Linked DNA regions of Homo sapiens: region 1 is linked to region 2. Evidence: chromatin loops called from intact Hi-C (ENCODE). Cell type or tissue: ovary. All regions are shown on one strand. Each heading gives the region's core, and the rest is flanking DNA. Links, peaks and the distances in the headings are about the cores only.

The links. A loop is a pair of places that touch in the nucleus more often than their neighbours do. Peaks named below come from ENCODE experiments on the same cell type or tissue, not always from the same donor. Only the 100,000 strongest peaks of a DNase experiment are listed, where the experiment ranks them.
Region 1: it touches region 2 in a loop (7-fold over the local background); 23 of 110 quality-filtered maps call a loop at or near these places.

What each region holds. Positions count from the first base shown.
Region 1 is chr4:110,206,242-110,217,363 of GRCh38, forward strand. No RefSeq gene overlaps it. Among named protein-coding and RNA genes, the nearest start is that of ELOVL6, 13 kb to the left of the region's middle. RefSeq lists a silencer at 5,032-5,326. In ovary, for the core only: a CTCF peak has its summit at 5,230; no DNase peak of the experiment used is centred there.
Region 2 is chr4:110,511,033-110,521,720 of GRCh38, forward strand. It overlaps ENPEP (glutamyl aminopeptidase), which reads left to right. Exons shown (of 20, transcript NM_001977.4): 7 at 2,383-2,517; 8 at 4,345-4,410; 9 at 8,976-9,041; 10 at 9,183-9,334. Among named protein-coding and RNA genes, the nearest start is that of ENPEP, 40 kb to the left of the region's middle. RefSeq lists an enhancer at 3,901-4,070. In ovary, for the core only: CTCF peaks have their summits at 4,104, 4,306 and 5,508 (motif pointing left); a DNase peak (open chromatin) is centred at 5,509; H3K4me3 peaks cover 1,038 bases; H3K27ac peaks cover 900 bases.

The DNA of each region.
Region 1 (11,122 bases), core at 1,512-9,511, 300 kb before region 2:
ATGTCTGCAGAGTTGGCTTCTGGAGGCTCTGAGGAAGAAATTGTCCCATACCACTAGCTTCTGGTGGTTGCTGGCAAACTGTGGCATTCCTTGGCTTGTAGACACATTACTCCAATTTCTGCCTCCATCTTCACATCACCCTCTTCTCTCCGTCTTTCTGTCTTCTTTCTATTTCTTATAAACTCACTTTCATTGGATTTAGGATCCACCCTAATCTAGTATCATCTCATTTAGATCCTTATCTTTATTATGTCTGCAAAGACCCTTATTCCAAATAAGGTCCCATTCTGATGTTCCAGGTGGACATGAATTTGGAGGAAGGGACACTATTCAATCTCCTGACCATGGCTCCCCAGCAGCCTTCCTCCCATGACACCAGCTTGTATGTTTTCTGTCATTATTCCAAATTACAGATGTGAAGCTGAAGCACACTGATGTTAAGTAGTCAGCCCAAGAGCTCTCAATTCTTTAGCTGTAAAGTCAAAATCTAAATCCAGATACTCTGGATCCATCTTCTTAACCACCACAGTTGAGTCCTCCTCCCACTCGCAGGCCAGAGAGTGTGTATTTTTAGCCAAAAAGAGACATTTCTTCTCAACTTTAGACCATAGAACAGGATGAATCCAATTGACATAATTTACCTTTTTTCCTCTTCATCACCTCCTCTTACTCTCAGGGAACATTGACCAACTGAATATTTATAAAGAGCTTTTCTTTATTAACTTACATGGGGATGGAAAATACGTCTCTTTTGCCCTGAACTAGTTTCAATATTTGATTCTAACTCTGGAAACAAAACCTACAACGTAGGCTTATTAGAAGCTGCAAATTTGTACTAGAGAATAAGATATTTTCAACACACATGATAGAATATTGATGTCTTATTGAGAGGGAAACATCTGCAAATAGGGAAGAAATTTGCACCATCCCAATAGATGGATGAGAAAAAGATCCAGATAGACTCCTATATGAGACTATCAGTTGATTTAGAAAAGTACATGTTGATAGAAGTAATAATAGATCTCATTTATTGAGCATCTGCTGTTAAGACCTTACATGCATTGTCTCATTTCATCCTTATAACAACTCCATGCAATAACTCCATTTTATAGATGAGGAAAGTGGAGTTTGGAAATTTTAAGGATCCTGTCTAATTTGCCAAATGGCTAGGTTAGATTGCCCAATCTGTCTGATTCCAAAGTCTGGCTTCCATGCCATAACCCTGTATAGTCAAAAAGCCACTGTGAATTCAGTAATGGGTGGCATTTCTGTAGTTTATTAATTACAACAGCATCTTCATACATGTAGAAGAGTCCAGGCGAGGTGGCTCACACCTGTAATCCCACTACTTTGGGAAACCAAGGTGGGAGGATTGATTGAGCCTAGAAGTTCGAGACCAGCCCGGGCAAGATCCCGTCTCTACAAAAAAAAAAAAAGTATGTATGTATTTATTTATTTATTTATTTGAGATGGAGTCTCACTCTGTCTCCCAGGCTGGAGTGCAGTGGCACAATCTTGGCTCACTGGAACCTCCACCTCCTAGGTTCGAGCGATCTTCCTCCCTCAGCCTCCCAAGTAGCTGGGACTACAGGCGCATACCACCACACCCAGCTAATTTTTGTGTTTTTAGTAGAGATTGAGTTTTGCCATATTGACCAGGCTGCTCTCGAACTCCTGACCTCAGGTGATCCACCCACCTCGGCCTCCCAAAGTGCTGGGATTACAGGCCTAAGCTACTGTGCCTGACCCCAAAATCTTAAAAATTAGTTGTGTATAGTGGCATACATTAGTAGTAGTAGTCTCAGCGACTTGGGAGGCTATAGTGGGAGGATCTCTTGAGCCCAGGAGGTCAAGGCTGCAGTGTGAGCCATGTCATGCCACTGCACTCCAGCCTGAGTGATAGAGCAAGACTGTCTAAAAAAAAAAAAAAAAGATAACTGTGCATATATTTATGACGCATATTACTCTTTCAGCCTACGGCAAGCTAAGGACCTGTTGCAGTAAACTCAGAATCACTAAGTCCATGGACCAGTATGGGAAGTCCTGATGTAAATTTAGCAATCCTTGGCCAACATAATCAACACAGAGCCAGGCTTTATTAGTTATCTACAGTATGTAGGGCATCTATTGGTCCAGATATCTAAAGAATACCTGATCCCTGTTTCCTAAGAGAATAGGACTCAGGTACCTACTTAGCTTGCACCTGGGAGTTCTGATCCAAACCCCCACATCACCCCAGGATTACATAGCTATTTCCACAGTTCTAGAGATTTCTAAACTGAAAAACAAACCTCAAATGGGTGGATTTATTTTTTCTTGCTTCCTAACTAGTTGACCTGTATTTACCCCACGGGAGATACAGGGATCTGAGTCATAATTTCTTCATGTATCTTCTTTGGTGCCCGCAAGCTGACATTAAGTCTGAGCAAAGGGCACAACTGGAAAGGGAATACTACTCTTTTTTTTTTTTTTTTTTTTTTGAGATGAAATCTCACTCTGTCGCCCAGGCTGGAGTGCAATGGCACGATCTCGGTTCACTGCAACCTCTGCCTCCCGGGTTCAAGCAATTCTCCTGCCTCAGGCTCCCGAGTAGCTGGGATTACAGGCGTGTGCCACCACATCTGGCTAATTTTTTTGTATTTTTAAGCAGAAACGGGGTTTCACCATATTGGCCAGGCTTGTCTCGAACTCCTGACCTTGGGATCCACATGCCTCAGCCTCCCAAAATGCTGGATTACAGGCATGAGTCACAGTGCCTGGTCAGAAATACTACTCCAAATACAGTTACATGTTGCACTTTCATTCTGGTCCTACCTACAGAGGTTGTCAATACAGGAATCGCATCTGATTTTTTCCCCCTACTGAACTTTGCTGTCCACCTAATTGCAGAAAAAAATTTAAGTCTGACACCATTGTGTTTTGTAAAAAGGAAAGGCTTTTTTGGTGTGTTCTTAATTTTTGCAAATAAAAAATTAATCCAGAAACTAGTAACTGCCTCAGAAGAGAAAAATCAATATTCATTTCCTGACTATTTCACTTTAGACCTCTCTGAACATCACAATTTCTAGGAAGAAAAATATATCTGGGTTACAATTCCATCCACTAATTCTGACTTTGGGCAAGTTGCTTACATTCTTTAAAACATGTTTCCTTTGTTTCTTTCTTACTTTCTTTTTAAATATAGAAAGTGGGAATGATAATGGTACAAACTTCACAAGATTGCTGTGAGGATTAAATTAAATCATCATCTATTAAGTTGGTTAATACCTGCCATAGTTGATAAATTCTCAAGGAATATGAACCTCGGCCCTAAATACCATATTCCTATGATGAATTACTAGGGGGATACAAATAAACCTGTCCCATAAAATGTATTGTATCAACAAACATTCCTTATTGATCTTGGAGGAATTTGAGGTACATATAAAAGATACTAAATATTTTATAAATTAGAGGAGTACAAATAATTACATAAAAAGAGACTTACATCCCAAGGTAGATACCTACAAAAGTTTAACTAAAAGAACCATGAGTACAACAGTTAAGAGGACCAAATTGGATTTTTAAAAAGTATAAGAAGGAAATGTGATAGGCACTTACAAGTCCAGTTTTTAGCCGGGCACAGTGGCTTACGCCTGTAATCCCAGCACTTTGGGAGGCTGAGGTGGGCAGATCATGAGGTCAGGAGATCGAGACCATCCTGGCCAACATGGTGAAACCCTGTCTCTACTAAAAATACAAAAATTAGATGGGCGTGGTGGTGCACGCCTGTAATTCCAGCTACTCGGGAGTCTGAGGCAGGAGAATCGCTTGAACCCGGGAGGCAGAGGTTGCAGTGAGCCGAGATCATGTCATTGCACTCCAGCCTGGGCAACAGAGTGAGACTCCGTCTTAAAAAAAAAAAGAAAAAAAAAAAAGTCCAGTTTTACCCTGGAGTTTTCACAACACTGTAAGCAAGTGCTTTCAACACTGAAAACAGTTTCTGCCAGAAACCTGAAGTTTGTGAGTTAAAAATTTCTTTCTTTCTTTTTTTTTTTTTTTTTCTGAGATGGAGTTTTGCTCAGGCTGGAGTGCAATGGTGCGATCTCGGCTCACCACAACCTCTGCCTCCTGGGTTCAAGTGATTCTCCTGCTTCAGTCTCCCGAGTGGCTGGGATTACAGGCATGTGCCACCACACCTGGCTAATTTTGTATTTTTAGTAGAGATGGTATTTTTCCATGTTTGTCAGGGTCTTGAACTCCCGACCTCAGGTGATCTGCCCGCCTCAGCCTCCCAAAGTGCTGGGATTACAGGCGTGAGGCACCATGCCTAGCCTCTTTTTTTTTTTAGATGGAGTTTCACTCTGTCTCTCAGGCTGCAGTGGAGTGGCATGATCTTGCCTCACTGCAAACTCCACCTCCCAGGTTCAAGCAATTCTCTTGCCTCAGCCCAGCTAATTTTCATATTTTTAGTAGAGATGGGGTTTCACCATGTTGGCCAGGCTAGTTTTGAACTCCTGACCTCAGGTGATCCACCCGCCTCGGCCTCCTGAAGTGTTGGGATTATAGGCATGAGCCACCGTGCCTGGCCAAGTTAAGAATTTCACTTTGATAGTGAGTGACAGGAGCAGGCGTGGTGGCTCACACCTGTAATCCCAGCACTTTGGGAGGTTGAGGCGGGTGGATCACCTGAGGTCAGGAGTTCGAGGCCAGCCTGGCCAACATGGTGAAACCCTGTCTCTACTAAAAATACAAAAAAAATTAGCCAGGCATGGTGAGGCATGCCTGTAATCCCAGCTACTCGGGAAGCTGAGGAAGGAAAATTGTTTGAACTTGGGAGGCGGAGGTTGCCGTGAGCCGAGATCGCACCATTGCACTCTAGCCTGCGCAACAAGAGTGAAACTCCGCCTCAAAATAAATAAATAAATAAATAAATAAATAAATAAATAAATAAATAAAGATAGTGAGAGACACAGAGCAATTGAGGTCGAGGGAATTACTTTGTCTTGGCCCCTGGGGACTCAGGGCCTCTCTGGGAAAGGAGATGGACTAGATCATGAGCTTCTATCTTTCTTGTGCTTTCTTTATTTCTGATGTATTCCAATATACTTTCTCTATACACATTCGATACGCAAAAGTATTCAATAGTACAAAGATTTGTTTGCACTACGTATGAAAACCTGAAGAACTCTATTTGATTATGAAAGCAGATTTCCCCTTGTTGCTTTTAAGACCTTAGTGCCCCTAGAGGACAACTGGGCAATGCGCATATGAAGGGAAACCTAGATGCTACTTTTATTTTAATTACTGAGATCTCTTTTGTTCTCTACTTATGTATATGTGTTTTAATGAACTGACTGTTGGGAAGTTGCATTTACTCCTTATTTATGTTAATAGAAAAGAAAAGATGCATGGAAAATATCTAATGATGAATGAACCCACTTTTAAAATTTGATACTTGAATTACAAAGAAATACGCAGGCCCTCTTTTGCTATCCCTCTGATATGTTGGGTCCAAACTATAGATGAGGCCTCAAGAAAGGCATGGGCCCCAGTGGGCTGCCTTTTCCAACCGTGATCCAGCCTTCACCATCAGAGGCATCAGAGAGAGACCATGACTGGGGCTTCAGATGAGCAGAGAGTTGACTGTTGTGTAAGGTTTAGGAGGCCATTTTAACACCTTGTAATGTGAGCTTATAACAGTGAACACCAATTAACTCCTAAGGACTATCTTTTCAGCCTGTTCCAGGCCAGGTAATTTAAATGGAAAAAAAAAAGCCTCAAATATTTTTTATTATATCGAACTTCTGAAGATTCTTTCCATCTTGTTTCAGTATTAAGAAGAATTGTGTCATCTTGAGTAATTGATCTATTATAAAGAATGCCGTCAGCCTGGGTAACACAGGGAGATCCCATCTCTACAAAGAAAAAAAAATTAGGCCAGGCGCAGTGGCTCACGCCTGTAATCCCAGCACTTTGGGAGGCCGAGGCAGGCAGATCACGAGGTCAGGAGATCGAGACCATCTTGGCTAACACGGTGAAACCCCGTCTCTACTAAAAATACAAAAAATTAGCCGGGCATGGTGGTGGGCGTCTGTAGTCCCAGCTACTCAGGAGGCTGAGGCAGGAGAACGGCATGAACCCGGGAGGCGGAGCTTGCAGTGAGCGGAGATCGCGCCACTGCACTCCAGCCTGGACGACAGAGCGAGACACCATCTCAAAAAAAAAAAAAAAAATTAGCTGGGTGTGGTGGCGCAAGCCGGTAGTCCCACTCAGGCTTAGGTGGGAGGCTGAGGTGGGAGGATTGCTTGAGCCCGGGAGGTCAAGGCTGCAGTGAACCATGATTGTGCCACTGCACTCCAGCCTTGGTGACAAAGTGGATTTTGTCAAAAGAAAGGAAGGACAGAGAAGAAAAAAATAAAGAGAGAGAGGAAAAAGGAAAGAAACAAAGAAAGAGAAAGGAAAGAAGGAAGGAAACTGATCCACATCTTCATTGTTAGAACTTGGAGGCAAATCTGTGACTTGTCCTTGTGGCAAGTGTTTACCTTTATATAATACATATTTTTAACCTCATTGCCCTTCTTCTTATACTGTTACCTTATTTTTTAATTAGTTAATTTTTTGAGTTGGGTTCTCACTCTGTCACCCAGGCTGGAGTGCGCTGGCACAATCGTGGCTTACTGCAGCCCCAAACTCCTGACCTCAAGTTATCTTCCCACCTCGGTCCTTCCTATCTTGTATTAATTATTTTGTTGAATTTTATACTTTATATATAACAAGGTAGAAAACGAATGGAAGAAGGGAAAGAAGGAAGAGAAGGACGGAGTGAAGAAGGCTTACTAGTCTCAAATGCATACAAAGCAAGACTTGGAAGGAGTCATTATAGCTGCCTGTTAGAAGACGAATATCTTTTTATTGTTGTTGAGACAGTGTGCTGCTCTGTCACCCAGACTGGAGTGCGGTGGTGCAATCTCAGCTCACTGCAACCTCCACCTTCTGGGCCCAAGCAATTCTCCCACGTCAGCCTCCTGAGTAGCTGGGACTACAGGCATGCACCACCATGCCCAGCTAATTTTTGCCTTTTTTTTTTTTTTTTTTTTTTTTTTTTTTGTAGAGGCTGGGTTTCATCATGTTGCCCAGGCTGGTGTCGAACTCCTGGGGTCAAGCAATCCACCCATCTAAGCCTCCTAAATTGCTGGGATTACAGACGTGAGCCACCACACTAGTCCCAGAAGACAAATACCTTGAAAAAGAAAAGTGTGGCAGTGGAAAGAGTACTAGGCCTCCTGTCAGAAGGCCTGAGTTCTTTCCCAGTCCTGCCATTAACTTGCTGGGGAATCCTGGTATATTAGTTGGGGTTCTCCAGAGAAAGAGAACCAGTGTGATATATAAAGAGATTCATGCCAGGCGTGGTGGCTCACACCTGTAATTCCAGCACTTTGGGCGGCCGAGGCAGGTGGATCACCTGAGGTCAGGAGTTCAAGACCAGCCTGGCCGACGTGGTGAAACCCCGTCTCTGCTAAAAATACAAAAATTAGCTGGGCATGGTGGCATGTGCCTGTAATCTCAGCTACTGGGGAGGCTGAGGCATGAGAATTGCTTGAGCTTGGGAGGCAGAGGGCTGCAGTGAGCCGAGATTGTGCCATTGCACTCCAGCCTGGGCGACAGAGTGAAACTGTGTCTCAAAAAAAAAAAAAAAAAGAGAGAGAGAGAGAGATTTATTGTAAGGTATTGGCTTACATGATGGTAGAGACTGAGAGGCCCCATGATCTACCATCTACAAGCTGGAGACCCAGGAAAGACAGTGGTGTAGTTTGAAGGCCCAAGATCTAGAGAGTTGGCCAGGTGTGGTAACTTACACCTCCCAGCACTCTGGGAGGCCAAGGCAGATGGATTAACTGAGGTCAAGAGTTCAAGACCAGCCTGGCCAACATAGTGAAACTGTCTGTACTAAAAATTCAAGAATTAACCAGGCGTGGTGACATGCGCCTGTAGTCCCAGCTACTCGGGAGGCTGAGGCAGGAGAATCGCTTGAACTCGGGAGGCGGAGGTTGCGGTGAGCCAAGATTGCACCACTGCACTCCAGCACTCCATCCTGGGTGACAAAGCAAGACTCTGTCTCAAAAAAAAAAAAAAAAAAAAAAAGAAATAGAGAGCTAACGGGGTAAATTCAGCAAATTCAGTCTTGGTCTGAAGGCCTGAGAGCCAAGGATGCCAATGGTGGGAGAAAATCAATTTTCTAACACAAGCATCCAGACAGAGAGTGAATTTCACTTTTTTGTTCTACTTGGCCCCTTAATGGATTGGATGATGTCCACCTACATGGCAGGAGGCCATCTACTTTACTCAGTTCACCAATTCAAATGCTAGTCTCTTCCAGAAACACCTCACAGATACAGCTAGAAATAATGTTTAACCTTATCTGGGCATCCTGTAGCCAAGTTAAATTGAAATATAAAATTAACTGTCACACTTGGACAAATCCCTTCACCTTTCTGGGCCTCAGTTTCCCTATTATGAAATGAAGAGATTGGATAATATAGTCAGTAAAGTCTCCTCCAGCTTGAAAGTTTTATCGTTTTTTTTTCTTTTAATTTTTTGCTCTGTCTTATGGTGCTGAGAAAGTTTTATGGCTCTAAGCAGGCAAATGAGAAAGGGAAAAGAGAACTTTGACAAACTGGCTACTTTACAAACTGCATGCCACCCCCAGCCTGACCATCTCTGGTTCATGTTCTTTGAGTGTGATAGGCTCTCAGGCAGTAGATTCTTCTCAGCCAGGTCAACTAGCCAGAGTCTTTCTCAATTAGGTTATGTGGAGATCTCTTATACTTACTTAAGTATCTTGAGAAAGAGCTTTGGAAGAGATATCTGTTATAAAGTCTGATGATTTATAAACTGTCATGTATTTGAGGCCACTTTCTCATCACTTTGAGTTTTCAAAATTGGAGTTTCACTCAGGATGTGGAGGAAGAAAAAAAAATGGGATTACTGGAGATAAAATAACAGGCAAGAGATTAGATGTAAAGAGATTTAGATTAAATGTTAGGGTTTGAGAGGAGACTTGAAATGACAGTGAAAGAAAAATTTTCCAAAGCAAAAGAAGAGATATGGGGAGATAAGCAAATTAGTGACATAAGGGATTTAGTTTGCAACATCAGTAGGGAAAAAAAAAATGGAAAAGCAGAGCTTATAATCTTATTTCTTGCTATATCAAAGTGGACATTTGTTGTTTTTGCCTTTCCTCTTCTGGTAACTGTGTTATAGGACCAACGGGTTCATATGCCCACTGTGCAGGACACACCAGTACACTGAGACAGCAGGGGTTGCAGCAAAAAATAGAATTTAATGATCACAAGTCACCGAGCAAGGAGATGGGAGGGGATCCTCACATGTATCTCCCCGAGGAGTTCTGGGCTGGAGTTTTTAAGGGGATCGTAGAGGGCGAAGGGTTGGAGAATTGGGGTCATTGATTGGTTGGGATAAGAGGGATGAAATAATCAGGATATCAAAACTGCATTCTTTGGTGAGTCAGGTCTTTGTGGGGTCCCTCACACCAGTTGACGTCAGCAGTTATATCAGTATGTAGGACCTGAAAGAATATCTCAATTGGAAAACTTAATATTTTTTTCTTTTTTCTTTTTTTTTTTCGTTTTTATTTTTGAGACAGAGTGTCCCTTTGTCTCCTAGGCTGGAGTGCAGTGGCACGATCTTGGCTCACTGCAACCTCCACCTCCCAGGTTCAAATGATTCTCCTGCCTCAGCCTCCCAAGTAGCTGGGACTACAGGTGCCCGCCACCACACCTGGCTAATTTTTGTATTTTCAGTAGAGATGGGGTTTCACCATATTGGCCAGGCTGGTCTTGAACTCCTGACCTTGTGATGCTCCTGCCTTGGCCTCCCAAAGTGCTGGGATTATAGGCATGAGCCACCGCACCCGGCCTGGAAAACTTAGTATTTTGTAACGTTCAATTTGTTACCCGTATAGCAGTTGGGGGAGCTATAATCTTGTGATGGTCTGTGATTCTGAGGCAACTGGCAGCAAACAGCTACGAGGAAGCGGGTCACAGAGTGAGCTGCCTCATGATTAATGCTGAGTATGCTGCAAGCTGAGTTTACTTTCCTTTCTCTCCTTCCCTTTTTCCCTGACTAATTTATAAAGTTCATAGGGACAGTTTCAACTGCATCCCACTGCTCCTTTGGGGAAATGTGGGAAACCCCTTTATTGCAAGTATACCCTACCAGTCATGGGGCTGCCTTTCTTTCTCTCTGTCTTTCTCTCTCTCTTCTCCTTAACCACAGGTATGGAGTGGGCATTTGACCCAGGTGGGGCAATCTAAGCACCCCATCCCTGAACCCAGTTATTGTTCTAGAGGTGGGCACAAGACCCAAGCAGACCCAATCAAAATATTCCTTAGGGTTACATCATAAACCAATTCAATGAACTTTCACTATCTTCAGGGCTATTCTTCAGCGAGAAGCACAAGATGGTCTGACCCTGGTGATCCATAGATGATAGGCAGTTCATTTCTATTTAGACATAGAGCCATTATTCACTTGGTACTTATTTCTAATAGCCTGTCTATGTCTCTGAGGAGCTGGAAGTTAAGTTAAATGATTCCCTCTTTTTCAAGTCACCTAAAGGCATTCCATTGTTTCTCTTGGGATCACTCAGGGTTTCTTAGACTTGGGAGAGCTTTGCTAATGGAGGAGGGATAAGGTGTGGAGATTACAGAAAAAGTGAAGGTCAAAGAATTCTCAACTGTGAGACGCAACAAAAGACACATGTTGTTGCCAAATGCAAAAGAGACTTCTTTAAAATATGTGTCATCAAATTCTGAACTGCCAGTTAAGAGCTATACCTTCAACTCCTCCTAAAATTCTCTCTCCAGTGCACCTGAATATGAAGTTATTGTCATAAATCTCTAGGTGGCTGGAAAAGTCCTTTCACTACCAATGTCAGAAAGAGTGAAAGAGGGTCTAGCAGATTCCATGGAGTAGCAGCCAGAACTGTCCCGTATTAGTTTATTTTCATGCTGCTGATAAAGACATACCCAAAACTGGGAACAAAAAAAGGTTTAATTGGACTTACAGTTCCACACAGCTGGGGGAGGCCTCAAAATCATGGTGGGAGGTGAAAAGCTCT
Region 2 (10,688 bases), core at 1,062-9,061:
TATAGTTGTTATTTATATTTATATCATGGGAGTATTCTTGATTGCATATATGAATGTGCAAATAGGTGGATGTGTCTAATTACAAGAGGTTTTGTACTGTGTAAAATACTGCCCTCTACTGGACAGAACAAAAAAGTTAAATGCTTGAAGCCCTTACAGTTTCTGTAGCCTGCTTTACAAAGCGAAAAGCCTAATTTACAACAATTACTTCTTTAAAAATCTTATCTACATCTGGATTTTTTTCAACTATGGAACTATTGACATTTTGGAGTAGATAATTCTTTTTTTGTGCGGGACTTTCCTGTGCGTTATAGGATACTTAGCATCCCAGACTTCTATTAACTAAATGCCAGTAACCTGCCAGCCCCTGTTGTGACAACTAAAAATGTCTCCACATATTTCCAGCTGTCTCGTGGGGGACAAAAATCTCCTCCAGTTGAAAACTACTCATCTACATGGAAAATTGCTGATTTTATAATTTATTGAAAATAAACTGTATAAATGGAAAATTGTGTTGTCCTTTATTTTCTCCCATACAGTATACTGAGGCCCTTATAGCAAACTGTTATAAGAAATTATAACATTTTAATATTGTCTAATATTCCAAGTACTGTGTTTCAAAAGCAATGGCTAAATTCCAGAAGAATTTGCTGTGCACTTCTTAAGTGAAATTTAATCACATCGTTCAACACAACAATTAATTCATTCCTTCATCTATTCATTCATTCCTTTTTTTTTTTTTCCTTTTTGAGATGGAGTCTCACTCTGTCACCCAGACTGGAGTGCAGTGGAGCAATCTCGGGTCACTGCATCCTCCACCTCCTGGGTTCAAGCAATTCTCCTGCCTCAGCCTCCTGAGTAGCTGGGACTATAGGCCCTCGCCACCACTCCTGGCTAATTTTTATATTTTTAGTAGAGATGGGGTTTTGCCATGATGGCCAGGCTGATCTTGAACTCCTTACCTCAGGTGATCTGCCTGCCTTGGCCTCCCAAAATGCTGGGATTACAGGCGTGAGCCACCGAGCCCAGCCCATTCATTCATTCTTCATTCAGCAAATGGAGGACTCCAAAATGAATAATGAATAAAATACACTTCTTGCCCTTAAGGAGTTCTCAATTTAAGGTCTTGTGGATGGAAGGGTCAGATAGATAAAGATATTTTATAAGCGAGCTCAATAAATACCACAATCATGGAATACCTCGTTTCACTGGTGAAAAATCGGAAGGCCAGGAAAATGATAGAATTTTCCAACATCACAGAGATAGGTGGTAGCAAAATCCAAAATCACACACACAGCTGGTAGCAAAATCCAAAATCACACACACAGCTGGTATAGTCAATCTTCCTCACACTGAGAACAGGATCTTTCTACTCACCATACTTAAACTTCCTAGGTATACAAAAATCAAAATGCAAGTCAAAATTATCTTGATTGGCAGTCATCACTTGACAGCAGTACCTTTCCTGTTATAAATGAAACCCGCATAATTGGAAAATGTAAGCCAATACAACATACTCCTGTTTTGGAAATATTTTTAATTAAGTAGAGCCAATGAAATTTTTAAAGTTAGTAGTGATTTAGCAGAGTTAGATTTCAGAATCTTACTGCTTAAGAGTCAAAATAACTATAGCAGCTAATGGGTTAGGTTCTCATTCTGTGCCAGGTACTATGCCAAGTACTAACCATGAATTTTATCACTGAGTCCTGTGCACAGTTCCAAAAAGTACAGGCCATAATTACTTCTATTTAATGGGTGAGGAAACTTGCTTAAACTTATATATCTAGAAAGTAAAAAGACTGAGCTTTGAACCAAGGAAATCTGACAGTACTGCTAGGCCTGTCAACCAGTCTGTATTGCTGACAAGACCTAGGAGGGAAACGAGAGGTGATTAGAACTAAAGGATAAACTGCCAATATTTTCTTTCATTAATTATGAAGTATCCAAATTCCAATAACAAGTTAATATTAGAAAAACCTGAACATCAATATTTGGCAAATTGATATGCAACCTCTCTTAATTCTTAGACCAAATCTGTGGAGTGATGTCATCATTCTCATTGCACAGATATAGAAATAGGGCTTGAAAAGTTTGGCACATATCCAAAAGTCACACAGAAGTCGCAGAAGCAGAATTCACAGAAGTTGATGTCTTCTCGGCCTGTCATCTGGGGGAAAATTAAAAGGAATTAGAAGTAGAAGAAGGGCATGAAATCAATATAGCTCAATCAGTGCAAAGTATGATTAATTTGAAGACCTAATGTTTAAGTAACTTAAGTCATTTATATTTATTTTCCTCCAATTTTTCTTATATATGGTATTTTAGTTTATAAACTAGTATAAAGGAAATACTATATTCCTTTGGCTCATTCTTTCATTTCAGCGTGACCAAATGTTACTTGAAGATGTATTACCTGTTCAAGAGGATGATTCTTTGATGTCTTCGCATCCAATTATTGTGACTGTGACAACCCCTGATGAAATAACATCTGTTTTTGATGGAATATCCTATAGCAAGGTGGGAGAAATAGAACATTGTTTTGAACATCTTCCTGTTTAGTGACTTTTCTTTTAGTGGATACCTAAAAATGGTAAGAATGGTCACACTGTGCCAGTGAGCTTTGGAAAACAGTGTAGAAGTTATTCTGAGTGCTGAATATTCAATAGTTTGTACTTTTCAGTATAATTTAGTGCTGGTCATTGTCACAGAATTTTAAAAGAGATTTTTAAGAATTTCTCTTTACACATTTGTATATAATTATTTTCATTCTGATAATTTAATATTTAGACTTGAAGCATCACATTTCAAATTGTTTTATTTGATTTTTTAAAAGACAATAAATCTTTTTCTTCTATGTGGTCAACAAGAAATGCTGTATATGTGCACAGCTTTCCTAGTAGAACATTTTAATGCCTGCAATAAACATTTAAATCCAACTCAGAAGGAAATACTTTTATTCCTTTTTAGAAGATGTAAAGATGAATTTGTTAGCATATTGTAGGTGAGGATTTTTTCTTCACTAATATTTTATGAAAAGTTGCTGGAAATCTGTAACTCCAAGATTTATGTGACACATTCTGTCCCACAATATTTCATATAGTCTCTCCTTCAAACATATTCCACATCTGTATGTAACATAATTTAAATTTTATTTTAGTCATTTTCTACTTCAGCTTCTCATGGGTTTCCCACTACACTGAGATGCTTAGAAGCTACTGCATGCTAATACATTTTGTTATCCTGAGTAATACCTAAAGTCTTATTTGAGTCAAAAATATTATAATTATTAAAATGAATACTTGAGTGAAAAAGCTTCTATGTATTAGCATTTGAAATTCTTAGCATCATATTTTTGACTTTCCCTCTCATATGATTCCCATGGTGTATGTTCAGCCTTCTTGTATTCATTTTTCTTTGATATTATGAATGATTCCTTTTATCTTTATGTCGAAATGAAAATTTCGAATCCACTTATAGCCTATTCTAATTATTCACATGGGAGAAGTTTAAATTTATTCAATCATTTTTCCCCTTAGTCCTAGATACTCCTCAGGTTTAAGATATTATGTCCAAGATAAATAAATGTTTCTAGGCCTTTAGCTTTCTAAATAGGTATAAAATTAATTTAGAATGCTTAATAACTTACAATAAAAATTACTAATTTAAGTGGGGGCAGTGTTCTTTTTTCATTCAGTTACTTGAAAATTGATTTAAAATATTACAAATTGTGCATTTCAGTACTAACCTTATAACACATAAAAAGAAAGTACAGAGCCAAGATGTTCATCAGATTCTTCAGATGAAAGGAAAGCAAATGAGATAGACTACTGAGAAGAGAAAGATTATATGCCTAAATTATGTATCCATGTATATTAAGCTATTTGACCAGATAATTCCTTGACTATCTACTTCCCTCTGCTAAATATAATTCTTATTTTCAAATATGAAAATATATTTAATAAGTTGGCAGAATTTTACCCTGAAACTACTTTCCTCATTCATCAAAGAATGTGATTTTTTAGACTATTTCTCTTTCATTAAGAAAGCCCCATCTGCTGGTTTATTTGGGGAAGTGCAATAATTATTTGAATCTGAAGTCCCTGAAATGATGGCCATTTTAGCAATTTCTCTTTACCTTTTAGTTATTTTAGATGCATAGATACAGGGACTGTGCCAAGTGGTATTTTCATCCTAAAATCATAGAGCCATATAATTTAGCAGAATCATCTTGAGGAACTAATCTCACAAATATGATCATGAAATACTAGTTGCAAGAGTAATAACTGATCATTGTTCCTTACATAGCCTTTATTAGTTTCATTTGTCTTTTTATCCCCATTGTAGGGATCTTCTATTTTGAGAATGCTTGAAGACTGGATAAAACCAGAGAATTTTCAAAAAGGATGTCAGGTATGATTTATTACTTTTAGTGATATCAAAATTAAACTACATTGATATGTGGCTGGTGAATGTTAAGATATGTGATTAATCAAGGATAATTTCCTTTTTAATCTCTTTACTGAGGCATAGATAATATAGCAAAAGATAAAAACATGATTTTACATCCAATTGAGTACCTACATTGTATCTGTAATGATCATTTAGCAGAAGTCTCATGGAGAAGTTGAAACAGATTACTTAGTTATTTTTGAAACTCCTTACATGTGTCTTAGTCAGCTTGGGCTGCCATAAGGAAATACCATAGACTGGGTGGCTTAAACAATAGAAATGCATTTTTCTTGCAGTTATGGAGGCTGGAAAGTCCAAGATCAAAGTGCTGGCTGATTCCGTTTCTGGTGAAGCCTCTCTTCCGGGCTTGCAGATGGTAGACTTCCCACTGTGTCCTCATAGCAGAGAGAGAGAGAGGGAGAGAGAGAGAGCACTCTGGTGTCTCTTATAAGGATACTGGTTCCACCATAAGAGTCCCAGCCTCACGATATCATCTAAATGTGACAGCTCCCAAAGGCTTCGTTTCTAAATACTATCACACTGGGGGTTAGGGCTTATATGAATTTCAGGGAATACGATTCTTTCCATAGCAACATGATATAAACATCTAAATTTATCTATAAAGGTCATTCCTTATACTGAGTACAAGACTTTTCCCTTATTATTAGATTAGAAAAGATCAATATTAGTATGCTTATTACAATGGAGTCAGTGAATAAAGAGGCTTGCTTCCTTTTGGTAACAGAAATGACAATAAACTTTCTGAAACATTTCACACATCCCACTTAAGCGTATTATTCCAGGAGATGTTTCTGTTTCATTTTCGTTTTTCTAACAGACCCTAAGCCAATCGTCCCAGGTTTGTTTTTATTTTTAATTTTATCAAAGTAGCTACAATGTGTCCCTATAACTGCCGTCTCTGCAGGTTGGCCCCATTCCAGCCTAGAAATGAAGTTCTCTTCCTACTCTTTCCCTTCCACCTACATCCTGCCTGCTGCGATAACCCAGGTAGTCAGGAGTAGCAGTGCTGACGGTATTCATCCCAGAGAGCAGAAAACAGGTTGGAGAAATGCCCCCTGCTGGCTGCCACAGAAAGTACTTCTTCTGTATGTGATTCCCCAGGAGAAGGTCACCATTCACATAGATCTCACTCCCATCAAGCCTTCTTATGTGGCATTTAGCCCTCTCTACACTACTCTAAAAGAAAACGGCCCCCTTCTACCCAATAGTGAAACATCTAGGTGATTATTAAAGTAAGAAATAAAGTCAAGATTTCGGAAATATTTGGAAGTATATCAGTATATTTTAACCCTTTGTCTATTAGTAAAATATTTTGTAGAGACATTAGGTGCAAAGAGAGAAGCTATGTGCTTGTGCTTCTGCATCATGAGAACATCTTGTAACTTTTCCATAAGTTTCAAACTCAAATGTTATCATATATTCCCTCACTGTAAGCATTATTATTATTATTATTGTTATTGAGACAGAGTCTCGCTCTGTCGCCAAGGCTGGAGTGCAGTGGCGTGATCTTGGCTCATTGCAACCTCTGCCTCCCGGGTTCAAGCGATTCTCATGTCTCAGTCTCCCGAGTAGCTGGAATTACAGGCACCACCACACCCGGCTAATTTTTATATTTTTAGTAGAGACGGGGTGTCGCCACGTTGCCCAGGCTGGTCTTGAACTTGTGAGCTCAAGAGATCCGCCCGCCTCGGCCTCCCAAAGTGCTGGGATTACAGCCATGAACCACTGTGCCCTGCCCATTGTAAGCATCTTTAATCAGGGACTCTGTCTTCTATATCTTTACCCATACTGCAGGGCCTAGTTTAATTACACATGTTACGTCATCCTGAAAATGTTTGTTAAATGAATGAATGAGTGAATAGCCTATAATAAATTATACAGGACATAGAAATAAAGAAGATTCATTTTCAAAAATTAAGTTAAAATTCAGTTTGTATAGTTTTGATTCTAAATTAAATTGTAATTAATAAATAACAATTTTGGCATCTTCAGAGCTGGCTTCAAATTAAATAATCTTTCATATTGACTTTGATAGAGAAGTACTAAGATTCCTTGAAAATGAATAGCTATCCTAATAATTCCATAAAACTCTCATATTTCCTTTAACCTAGTATCTATGTTATAATTAATTTAAAAAACCGGTTTTGTCTAAAATTAATAATTCTTAAGTTAAAAGTCTTCCTTTAACTGTGATCACAGATGGTGCTAAAAACTGAACTATGAAGAATAGATATTAATATTTCATGCCATTATAGTGCTATGGAATGAATTTACACAAAACACCCAAACACCCTTTTCCTTCAATCTTCAAACACTAGCTAATATCTGAAAATAGTATATGATCGATATGGACCACATCCAATAAACCCTCAGACCAACTGGAACATAGTTCCATAGTTCACATAGTTTGAGCATCCCAACAATATCCTCCTTGAGTTGTCATCATCACTCTATGATTGTTGCCCTGAAATCCCACAGGCTATGAATGGGAGTTCAAGGTATTTCTGTTGCAAATACTAACTTTCTGCCCAAAGTGACTCTTTATTAGCTAACCTGGTGTGGAACTAAATCTGGGGCTGGCCATTTGTCTATTCTCTTTCATGCTCATCACCTTGCCCCAAACTCAACCTCAAACAGCAAAATAGGTGCAGGATGGGGGAAATAAGAGCAAAATTATCAACTGGAAAATCTTTAAGGCTATACATGTACATAAAAGATGTAATAGAGAAGGGGACATTCATAACAATATGTGGTCATGAAATAGAAACCGAGAATATATTCTTCCTTTCTTTTTCTTCTAGTATCAGTAGTACTGTCAATAAGACAGGAATGGGTCAGCTGGAAAATGTCTTTTCCCTTCTTGGGATACTAGTAACAGAAACATTGTTCGTTTCCTTTTGTGCTCACTGATTCCAACTAATAATGAACTGTGACCTAGGTCATCGTGTAATTTTGACTTGAATGATTACATGATTATTCAAGGTGAAGAGGGAAGTGTCTTAATATAGAATATTCAAAAGCACTAATCTAGACAATATAAAATTAGTACCTTTTAATATGCTGATTACATAAATTTCCATTCAGCCTGTGGTTCATGAGAAGCAAGAAACTGCAATTTTAAAAGCAGTAACAACAATAACAGTGATGAAAACCACACACACTGATCCAGGGTTCAGAATTCTCCTCATCATAATCTCAGGCAAATCTCTTCACCTCTGAAGGCACCCAGGTAGTTAGGGAGAGCAGTTTCCTTCACCTCAAAATGTGGGAGCTTTATTAAATAATATTTAAAGTCCCTTCCAGTTCCACGATTGCATGGTTCTAAGCTCAAGACCTTGTAGTAGTCAAACTCCTCTAAATTAATTTTAAAAGATATTCAATAGAAATTGTCATCAAAACACAGCTATGGTTATAACTATTACTATGCCAAGTATTCAATTATTATTATTTAAAAATATTAGACATTTGATTTACCAAATATTCAATTATTTTATTAAGATATGATGAATGATTTGTGCAACTTTCTGTAATGAATACCTAAAAGTGATTGCTGCTTCTCCCTTCCTTTGCCTGCCCTCTGGTGGTAGTGCCAAGAAGTGAATTAACCAAAAGAACAAATATGGAGGCAGCATTCCAAAGTGGCTTCATCCCTCTTCCAGGCTTCTTGGAGTCCTTCTAATACTGTTTTATCTCTATGTCTGAAAAGAAGAGGAATTTAGGAGGTAACGTGATTTAGGTACAGCACCTACTGAAAATTATAGCAACTTAGAGTGAAAATGATATGTGCAAAGTTAACATTAAGAACACTGAAGATGGTTCCATTTTCTATCAAAGACCTCCACTTTCAGTCAGGACAATTCTAGAAAGCAACAGAGGAGTGATACAGCAGGAACTTAGGAAAGTTTACTGGCAAACTCCAAGTGGCTCCCAGTTACGGGATTAGAAGACTGGGAATTTTTTCTGGGGATAAATCACACTATATTTGAAAACTCACATATAGAAAGAGGTTTTGTAAAGAAAATTGCCAAAAGAAGCTTAAATCTAAAAGACTTGTACTTTAAAATATTTGAAGAGTGAAGACTTATGCTTTACAGTGAATAATGTCCCCAATTCATCCACCACCACCACCACCACCACCATCATCATCATTATTATTCAAAAGGTTGTATATTTATTTCCTTAGAGCAGAGATCAGCAAGCTACTGTCTGCTGGCCAAATCTGGCCCACCATCCATGTATTTTTTTTAAGGCTCATAAACTAAATATGGTTTCCACATTATTAAATAGTTGAAAAAAATCAAAAGAAGAAGAATATTTTATGATACATGAACATTGTATGGAATTCAAATATCAATGCAACAGCCGTGCTCATTCATGTACATGTTATCTATGGCTGGTTTTGCGCAATGGAGGTAGAATTGAGTAGCAGGGGTTCAGTTCATCTTGTGAAAGTATGAGAAAAGCAAACATTGACTTCTAACATGCTGATTATTTTTTACACACAGATGTACTTGGAAAAATACCAATTCAAGAATGCAAAAACTTCTGATTTTTGGGCAGCACTGGAAGAGGTAAGGAAGAGTATATGTCCCCAAATATTTCTTTGTCTGATTTACAAATGGCTTACCAATCATTTTCTAATCTAACTATTCTATCCTTTTATTTTCTCATATTTGTTAATTAATTAATCTCCATTTTGTTTTCAATCTTAGGCAAGTAGGCTACCAGTGAAAGAAGTAATGGACACCTGGACCAGACAGATGGGTTATCCTGTGCTTAACGTGAACGGTGTCAAGAACATCACACAGAAACGCTTTTTGTTGGACCCAAGAGCTAACCCTTCTCAGCCCCCTTCAGATCTTGGGTAAGGCTCTATAATGCATTGAAAAAAACACAGAAATTTGGCAGAAATATTGGTAATTTGTTTATATCCTATTGTTGAGTACATGATGGATGAGTGATATACAAGTATAAAGCCACAGTGCCTTTAGGGGAACAAGGAATTCAAAAATAGCCAAGTGATTTCCAGGTTTGAAATGGTGGGCAGAGCACATCCATCCGCATCCTGTTCTTTACAGATATTGAAGAGAGGAATGGAATTACCTAAAGAAATAAACCTACAAGAATAAAGAAAATAAAGGGAGGGGCTGTAAGTGTCACAGAGTTCTGAAGAAGTAAAGCAGAAGGAGAAATACAGACTGAGGAAAATACAACCAGATAATAATAAGGGAACTTCCCTATCCCTAGACAGGTTCTAGGTACAGTGTTAGCATGAAGACTGAAGGGTAAGAGTGAGAAGTGAGGCTGGAAATAGGACAATGAATTGAAAGTCTAGTCTCAGGACAATTTGTGCCAGCTGGACCCACCCCTCACCCCTACTTTCTCTCCGCCACCTACCATTTCTTTCTCTGCACACAGCTCTCAGAAATCTGGCAATGGCTCCAGGAAAAAATACAGTGGGCTTGTTTCCTAAAGAAATTGACTAAAACAGTAGAGGAGAGCTAAGGATTTCCATTTGGTTGAGACTCTCAGAGTAAAGCCTCCCTCATTATGTTATTTGCAGGATGGGTGGGCTGGAGCTGACAGCACCCCTCATACACACAGGCAGAGCTCCCAGTCAGACCTTCTGCTCAGCAGAGAAACTTACTTCAAAAATACAACTCCCTTCAGCCTGGGCAACATAACAAGAGCCTGTCTCTACAAAAAATTTTTAAAAAGGCACTGGAGTATGGTAGTTCATGCTTGTAGTCCTAGCTAGTCAGGAGGCTGAGGCATGAAGACGACTTGAGTCATCTCAAGTCAGGAGTTTGAGGCTTCAGTGAGCCATGATCACAACACTGCACTCCAGCCTAGGTGACAGAGCAAGAGCTCATCCCTAAAAATAATAAAATAAAATAAAATAAATAATTATATATATACACATATATGTATGTATAAAATCCCTTCTCGATAATAGAGAGAGTACACGCCAGCTACTAGAATCAATTTAACTCTTTCTTAAATATGAATGACAAAGATCACAAGATACATGAAAAAATTTGGAAGGATAAAAGGTTAAAATTTCATGTGAACAAACAACTCCTGACTTTATAAGATGCATAATTAAGGAAACAAAATAAATGTATGAGATGCATTCAGAGATGAAGAACTATTACACCAATGAACCAGGAGCAGAATGTCTTAGAAAGGACAAATTGAGAACACAAAAGAACCTGAAA